2 separate regions of the Homo sapiens genome follow, and region 2 is linked to region 1. A link is an interaction called in ENCODE POLR2A ChIA-PET data of the cell type or tissue named here. Cell type or tissue: Caco-2. All regions are shown on one strand. Links, peaks and the distances in the headings refer to the core of each region. The heading gives the core; the rest is flanking DNA. Region 1 overlaps STK36 (serine/threonine kinase 36). Region 2 holds the start of CYP27A1 (cytochrome P450 family 27 subfamily A member 1).

What was found. Peaks named below come from ENCODE experiments on the same cell type or tissue, not always from the same donor. Only the 100,000 strongest peaks of a DNase experiment are listed, where the experiment ranks them.
Region 2: POLR2A ChIA-PET joins it to region 1 with 17 read pairs; 4 of 35 experiments call an interaction of 5 or more read pairs at or near these places.

Annotation. Positions count from the first base shown.
Region 1 is chr2:218,674,282-218,678,669 of GRCh38, reverse strand. STK36 (serine/threonine kinase 36) reads right to left here. Exons shown (of 27, transcript NM_015690.5): 5 at 3,197-3,327; 6 at 2,392-2,641. Among named protein-coding and RNA genes, the nearest start is that of STK36, 4.4 kb to the right of the region's middle. In Caco-2, for the core only: no CTCF peak of the experiment used is centred there; no DNase peak of the experiment used is centred there.
Region 2 is chr2:218,780,066-218,784,453 of GRCh38, reverse strand. It overlaps CYP27A1 (cytochrome P450 family 27 subfamily A member 1), which reads right to left and starts at 2,307. Exons shown (of 9, transcript NM_000784.4): 1 at 2,017-2,307. The coding sequence starts at 2,271. In Caco-2, for the core only: no CTCF peak of the experiment used is centred there; DNase peaks (open chromatin) are centred at 1,883, 2,053, 2,363, 3,393 and 1 weaker place; H3K4me3 peaks cover 1,794 bases.

The sequences.
Region 1 (4,388 bases), core at 151-4,150:
TGCAAGTCTTCAGAGGTGGAGAGATAGGGAGACAGTCTCTGAAAAGGATACACCTTATCCTTATCAGGAATCTTTGGGGAAATCCTCAATTGGGCCTCAAATAGGAACAGAGGTATTAGTAGATTATGACCACTGTTCTAAAACAAAGTGAGCTGTATAACTATGGATCTTGCTGGAGATACCTGAGTATCTGCCCATAGGGAGAATGAATATCCTATGTGCACCGCTTCCACTTAAGATTCCTTCATTTAGATTATTCTTGACAATTATTCGGGCCCCCTCAACTAAACAGGGGAGGAATTTGTTGTCCCTTTTCATCTCAGATAAAGCAAAGCTACAATAAGGTTTCACTCTGGGAGAAGACTGCATTTAAATTCTATTGAAAATCCATAATCTTGCCCTACATAAAAAATAAAAGAAGGTTGGGTGCAGTGGCTCATGCTTGTAATCCTAACTCTTTAGGAGTTGAGACAGGAAGATTGCTTGAGGCCAGGAGTTTGAGACAAGCCTGGGCAACACAGTGAGACCCTGTCTCTAAAAAATTTTAAAAAAAATTTAATTAATTAAAAAAGAAATAGAGGCCAGGAGCAGTGGCTCACGCCTGTAATCCCAGCACTTTGGGAGGCCAAGGTGGGCAGATCGCGAGGTTGGGAGATTGAGACCATCCTGGCTAACACGGTGAAACCCCGTCTCTACTAAAAATTACAAAAAATTAGCCAGGTGTGGTGGTGGGCACCTGTAGTCCCAGCTACTCAGGAGGCTGAGGCAGGAGAATGGTGTGAATCTGGAGGGCGGAGCTTGCAGTGAGCCGAGATCGTGCCACTGCACTCCAGCCTGGGTGACAGAGTAAGACTCCATCTCAAAGAAAAAAGAAATAGAAAAGAAGTCCAACTCCTCTTCTACTCTTCCCTCCTCCAGACTACTGACTTAGTCACAATGAGTAGGCACCACCTCTATCATCTGCCCCTAATCACTGAACCAGCTCCACCAGCTCTCACCATTCTGATAGCTTTGGACTGAAAGCTATGTAGATAACATCTAGAATGTGGACATAGCATCTGACAGGAAGTAAGTGGAATAGATGGCATGTAAGAGGACCAGTATCGATCTCTAGTATCTTCCAATTACCTTTTCATTGTGATAAAGCATAGCCTGGCTCAAACTGGAGTTACCATTCTCAGGTTTGGCAAACTTTAGAACACCCTCCCAGAATTAAGACCCTGCAGTAGAAAAGCAAGGCTGCCTGGCCCAGCTCTGGCATTGATATGGTTTGGATTTGTGTCCCCGTCCAAATCTCATGTCGAATTGTAATACCCAATGTTGGAGGAGGGGTCTGGTAGGAGGTGACTGGATCATGGGGGAGGACTTCCCCCTTGCTGTTCTCATGATAGTGAATGAATTTTCACGAGATCTGGCTGTTTAAAAGTGTGTAGCCCTGGCCGGGTGCAGTGGCTCAAGCCTATGATCCCAGCACTTTGGGAGGCCAAGGCAGGCGGATCACCTGAGGTTGGGAGTTCGAGACCAGCCTGACCAACATGGAGAAACCTCATCTCTACTAAAAATACAAAATTAGCCAGGCATGGTGGTGCATGCCTGTAATCCCAGCTACTCGGGAGGCTGAGGCAGAAGAATTGCTTGAACCTGGGAAGCAGAGGTTGCGGTCAGCCGAGATCGCGCCATTGCAGTCCAGCCTGGACAACAAAAGCAAAACTCTGTCTCAGGCTGGGAGCAGTGGCTCATGCCTGTAATCCCAGCACTTTGGGAGGCTGAGGCAGGCGAGTCACGAGGTCAGGAGATCAAGACCATGCTGGCTAACACGGTGAAACCCCGTCTCTACTAAAAAATACAAAAAAATTAGCCGGGTGTCGTGGTGGGCACCTGTAATCCCAGCTACTCAGGAGGCTGAGGCAGGAGAATGGTGTGAACCTGCAAGGCAGAGCTTGCAGTGAGCCAAGATCACGCCACTACACTCCAGCCTGGGTGACAGAGCGAGACTCTGTCTCAAAAAAAAAAAAAGAAAAAAAAACTGTGTCTCAAAAAAAAAAAAAAAGCGTGTAGCACCTTTCCTTTCTCTATCTTCCTCCTGGTCCACCACGTAAGACATGCCTGTTTCCCCTTTGCTTTCCGTCATGATTGTAAGTTTCCTGAGGCTTCCCCAGCCATCCTTCCTGTACAGGCTATGGAGCTGTGAGCCAATTAAACCTCTTTTCTTTATAAAATACCCAGTCTCAGGTGGTTCTGTATAGCAATGCGAGAACAGAATAACACAGCCATTAATTCAGTAACTGCAAAGTCCCGCCTCAGCTCTGGAAAAGGATTTGGAAAAAGGAACAGAGATAGAGGGAGACAGATTTCTAATGTAAAAGTCATCTCCCTTTCAATATTCATTACCTTAAAGCAGGGACTGATGGTTGAGGGCCAGCGCACAGGGTCCTTGAGAATGAGGCTGACCAGCTGAAAGATGCTTGTAGCATAGAAGGGAGGGGTGCCTACTGCCAGTTCATATAGTATGCAGCCAACAGACCAGAGGTCCGCTGTGTGGTCGTATGGTCGCTCCTCCACCAGCTCTGGAGACATATAGAGTGGTGTGCCTTTGATGGATGTCAGCACCATTGTATTGGTGCTCATAGCCCGGGCAAATCTGCAGAAGATAATGGGATGGAAATGGAAAGGGAAAAGATATTCTAAACCTGGTCACTACTACCTAACATAGAGATATCCCAAACCGGAGCAGAGGGAGCACCTTTGATTAGGTTCCAGAAGACCCAGCAGCAGTCCCAGCCTCTAGCTCCGGTTCTAAAATGAGGCCCAAATAAGTCAAGAGTATGGTCTAAGATTCCCTGTGGGGCCAGGCTCAGTGGCTCATGCCTGTAATCCCAGCACTTTGGGAGGCCGAGGTGGGCAGATCACCTGAGGTCAGGAGTTCGAGACCAGCCTGACCAACATGGAGAAACCCCATCTCTACTAAAAATATAAAATTAGCCAGGCATGGTGGCACATGCCTGTAATCCCAGCTACTCTGGAGGCTGAGGCAGTAGAATTGCTTGAATCCGGGAGGCAGAGGTTGTGGTGAGTGGAGATCGCACCATTGCACTTCAGCCTGGGTAACAAGAGTGAAACTCCATCTCAAAAAAAAAAAAAAAAAAAAAGATTCCGTGTGGAACTGGAAGCTTAGATGGATGCTCAGAATCTTTACCCAAAGTCACAGAGCTTGATGCCACCACCCTTGGCGAGGAGGATGTTCTGAGGCTTCATATCTCGGTGTAGGATGCGGTGGGAATGCAGATAGTACAGGGCTGACACCAACTGGGCAGCAATGGCCTGAACCTAGAAATTAAAGAGGTGGAAGAAAGAAAAAAAAGGTTAGAAACAGCAGCTGGCTGACAAGCCCAAAAATTTCTCTTAATATTACTGCTAATCTTTTCTTCCTTCCCTTTCTTGCAGAGCTTCACACTATTCTTTCTTAGTTATTGTTCCCCTTGTTTAATCACTCTTTCATTTGCTCATTCATTCATTCAAGAAAAATTTATTGAATCTCATTTACTATCTGCTTGACCATGGGCAAACTAAGGTGACAATCTATATAATAACACCATCTACATGGAGGATTATTGTGAGGACTGAGTTAAAGCATGCAAAATAATACTCAGAATGGTGCCTGGCACATAGTAAATATTCAATACACATTACCTGTTATTAAATAAGACAAAATGCCTTTTTTCAAGAAAAGTAGTCAGACAAACAAACAAGACAGATAAAACAAATATGGTGGTCGGGCGTGGTGGCTCACACCTGTAATACCAGCACTTTGGGAGGCTGAGGCGGGCAGATCACCTGAGGCCAGCAGTTCGAGACCAGCCTGGCCAGCATGGTGAAACCCCATCTCTACTAAAAGTACAAAATTAGCTAGGCATGGTGGCGCATGCTATAATCCTGGTTACTGGGGAGGCTGAGGCACGAGAATTGCTTGAACCTGGAAGGCGGAGTTTGCTGTGAGCCAAGATTGTGCCACTGCACTCCAGCCTGGGCAACAAAGCGAGACTCTGTCTCAAAAAATAAAATTCAATTAAAAATAAAATAATTTCAAAAATATGATTACTTACAAATAGTGGTGAGTGCTCAGAAGGAAAGAGAATGCTGCAATAATGAATCCCAGGGGGGGCCTACTTGCTTGGGTACAGACAAACGCCTAGAATAAATGTGGCTGGAGGATATGTGCAACAAAATCCCACTGCTAACCACTACGTCCTGGTGCCAAATCCTGACTCCCCACAACCTTTATTCTTACTGCCCTCTTTCTGGTACCATTACACTGGCCCTTCTTCCCTAAAGGTATCTAATAACAATAATGTTAATAATAGCTAACTATTCAAACACATTACATGACT
Region 2 (4,388 bases), core at 238-4,237, 110 kb before region 1:
GAGGGAAGGCATCTTCCTTGGCCTCCTGTAGACATTTACAACATTTTCAAAACAACAGAGGTAAAGAAAGTTAATCTAAAATCAGAGAAACAAAGGTTACAGCAGCCTGCTTATGTGACTTGAGTGCCATAATCACATAATCACATTCCCTTAAGGCTCAAAATATTTTAAAGTTCCAACAGCTTAGGTTTTGAATTATTTATTTTCACATCCCCAAGTCTCACAAACATGAGCCCAACAGGGAAGATTGCAGGAGAGACAGCAGCCACCAGGACAGGGCAGAGGATGCAGCCCTGGTTGTAGTCAGTTTTGCCCTTCGTTGCCCTCAGAGTCATCTTCTCCCTCATCCTCAACCTCCATTCCAGTTTTCTCTGGAGTGTGGCTCAGATCTGCCTCTCCATCCTGGATCCTGCCACGCCTGAGCCTTCATCACCTTAGACCCTCTGCACCTCTCCTACTACACACACCACAGCCTGGACAGTGTTCCATGCAGGCCGTCTTCACCCCATGCTTGCTCAAGAGCTCACCATGGCCCCTCAGAGGAACCAGGGCCCTTATCTTGATCTTCAAGGCTGTCCTCAAAGGCCAGTCCTGTCCCCAGTCCCCACAGCTCCTCCTTACTTTTGACTCCTTCCCAGCACAGACACATGACCAGCAGATGGTTGGCTACCCCAGCCCAGGACCAGCCTACTCCTATCAGTCCCTGACAACCAAGTGTCCTTGTGGAGGCACCCCGAATCGAAGCCCCCTCCCTCTTCCCCAACCTTAGAACAGCTTCTCCCCCAGAGTTCTCTCTGTGAAGTTAACTTTTTGTTGCTTTATCTCTTTGTCCTCCATCTTCTTCAGAGGAGCATTTAAGCCCCATGAGGGCAGAAGCCTCATCTCACTGAATCCCAGTACTTGGAACCATGCCTAGAACATGGTAGGTGCATTCATATTTGTTGATAGTCATTAGGAAGATAGATCCTGTATGAACCCCTTTGGTTCATTCCCTAAATCCTCTCCAACATTGGTCAGTGTTGGGTTTTCCGGTCTCTGTCAGTGAGCAGTGAGCTGTTCATCCCTGCCTCATTTCTGTGTTCTGCTGTATAAAACTTTCTTATTAGACATTGGTTTTCTCCCCCAACACCACTAACCTGAACACAGACTACAGGCTGATTTCTTTTTTCTTTTTTTCTTTTTTTTTTTTTTTTTTTGAGACAGAGTTTCGCTCTTGTTGCCCAGACTGGAGTGCAATGGCGTAATCTTGGCTCACCACAACCTCTACCTCCCTGGTTCAAGCGATTCTCCTACCTCAGCCTCCCTAGTAGCTGGGATTACAGGCATGTGCCACCATGCCCGGCTAATGTTTGTATTTTTAGTAGAGATGGGGTTTCACCATGTTGGCCAGGCTGGTCTCAAACTCCTGACTTCAGGTAATCTGCCCACCTCAGCCTCCCAAGGTGCTGAGATTACAGGTGTGAGCCACTGCACCCGGCCTCAGACTGATTTCTTAATAACAAAAAGTACCTTTTCCTTACTGTCTGTGAGTTTGCTTCCACGATCTGAGATGCAGCATTGTGTTTTCCCCTAAGAGGAAATTTACCTTGCAAATAACCAAGAGGTTTCTATAATCCTCCTGAAGTTATTTCGTTTGGAAGAAGTCTGTGGTAGCCAATATCAGCCCAGAATTAGTGATTCCATAATATCCGTTAGCTTACACATTTGCCTCTGCCACTCTCTTCCCAAGACAGCTCCCTCCTCAACCTCTGCTCACTGTAAGTCCGGCGTCCAGATCCCCCCCTTACTGGTGCCGTCCTGATTTAAGCCCTTCCTCGTCCTGTTTATCTCAGCTCAAAGGGCTCTGTCTGCACTTTGCCCATTCTCCCTACTGATTTCCAGTTTATGACCATAGCCTCAGTGGGTCCCCAGCTGAGTTCCTGCAGCCTTCACTTTCTGTCCAACGTCTTCTCACCTCTAGCCTCTCTGTTCCGGTGCCCACTCCCATCCCCAGGACGCGATGCCCCCGCGGGTTACCTGTAACTGGTGCAGTTGCAGGGCATAGCCTTGAACGAACAGCTGAAAGAAGAAGCGCAGCTGTCCTAGACGTGGAATCTCCTCTAAGCTCCGTTGCCGCCGCCGGACACCAGGCCCGGCTCCGGGAGCTCCGGTGGCCTTGTCCGAGGGGAGGGCGGCAGGGATCGCGGCCTTGGCTCTGGCCCCGTGGGGGCAGAGGCCACGGCCGGCCCCTCGCAGCGCCCACCTCAGCCTCGCGCAGCCCAGCGCAGCCATGGGTTGTGCTCGCGCGCCTGCACCTTTGGGTCGAGTGCTGAGTCCCCGGACCCGCCCAGACAGCAGTGCAGGGCGGGTTCAAAGCCGGGCGCTGGGGAGGGCCGAGCAAAGGCCAGCTAGACCCCTTCCCGCTCGCTCCCTCGCTCCTCCCAGCGACGCGGGAGCTGCAGGAGAGGGACGCGGTGACTCGGGGATATCCACGGCGCCCCGACCAAGGCCTCCGCCACGACTCCTCACCCCGCGCCCCCGAGGCCTCTCAAATAACTTTTCGCTTGGTCTGAACTCTGGGCGGGGGTGCAGCGAGATTCTTTCGAAATCGGGAAGCCCCACACCGGGATAGGTCCTCGCCCGGTCGCGGTTCCCCACCCAAGGCGACCCTCGCGTCCTGGAGGGAACGGGAACCGGCCGTGGCTAAGCTGCCCTCGGCTTCTCCCAATGGCCTTCCGGATTGATCCCGGAGTCAGTTCGGAGCGAGGGGGGCCAGTCATCTGATCCCTGGAGGGGGGCCGCTGAACAAAGAAATCTAAATATTCGTGTTTTGTTGTTTTTTTTTTTAATTCAATTCTCCCTCCACGCACCTCCCTGCCGCGTCTGCCAAGGCAGGATATTTCAAACTGCAGGTTGAGACCAGATTTCGTAGATGATGGCCAGAATTATTTTTAATAAAATGGAAAGAGTAACATAGTACGGAAAACGTACAGCAAGAAGAAAAAAAAAGTATTGTCTTATGAATCCTATGTTTCATGTATATTCAAAGTATAGTTGTCAAAAAGTTTAAAAACATAACTCACGCAAGTATAAAATAAATACAGGGTCAAAGATCACATTCAAGCCAGGAATGAAGGACCCAGCAGGATGGTACAGCTGGTTCTAACAGCATTTGAAAAATTGGTGATTTACAGGCAGCCAGAGAAGAAAGGGCATATTAAGTTCAATTAGGCTGACAGCTGAGTTGCTAGGTGTGGCTTTCTACTTATTTATTCTAGGACTCCTAGTTTCTTGACTCTGTGACTGGATGTCTTTGATCAGTCTGGGGAGTTTCTCAGATATTATCTGTTCAAATATTGCTCCTCCCCATTTTTTTCTCCTTTCCCGGGACTTCAAACTGCTATATGTATGTTAGCTCTCCCTGTATCCTTCCTCTCTCTTATCCTGTCTTGTGTATTTTTGTTCCTTTGTGTCATATAGTTTGTTAATTCTCTCCTCCCCACTCCCCAGAGTCTCACCCTGTCGTCCAGGCTGGAGTGCAGTGGTGCAATCCTGGCTCGCTGCAACCTCCGCCTCCCGGTTCAAGCAATTCTCCGGTCTCAGCCTCCAGAGTAGCTGGAATTAGAGGTGCCCGCCACCACGCCCGGCTAATTTTTGTATTTTTAGTAGAGATAGGGTTTTGCCATGTTGGCCAGGCTGGTCTCAAACTCCTGACCTCAGATGATCTACCTACCTCGGCCTCCCAAAGTGCTGGAATTACAGGTGTGAGCCACAGCACCCAACCTAGACCATATTTTTCATTTGGTTTTTGGACAGGAAGGACAGGAGGCCATGCTTTAAAAACGTGGTGGCACACGTGATCCCAGCTACTTGGGGAGACTGAGGCAGGAGAATCGCTTGAACCCGGGAGGCGGAGATTGCAGTGAGCTGAGATTGTGCCATGCACTCCAACCTGGACAACAGAGTGAGACTCCATCTCAAAAAAAAAAAATTATATATATATATATATATATATGATCTAGTTCAAGACTTAGGAGCCATTAACGAGGTCATAATTCTCTTACATCCTATAGTGCCAAATCCTTATACTATACTTAACCAAATACCAGAAAACACCAATTAGTTCACAGTGTTAGATCATAAGAATGCTTTCTTTTGTATTCCTTTGCACTTCGACTCTCAGAACTTATTTCCTTTCAAGTAGACTAATCCTGAAACTACTATTACCCAATGGTACACCAGGACAATACTGCCTCATGACTTTAGGGATAGCCCTTGCTTGTTCAAAAATGCCTTGACACAAAAGTTAAGAAAGCCAGAGCTAAAAAGGAGAGCCACACTCCAGTATGTAAATAACATCTTTGTATACAGCCCCACTAAAGAAGACTCAAATAAAAATGCCATTCAAG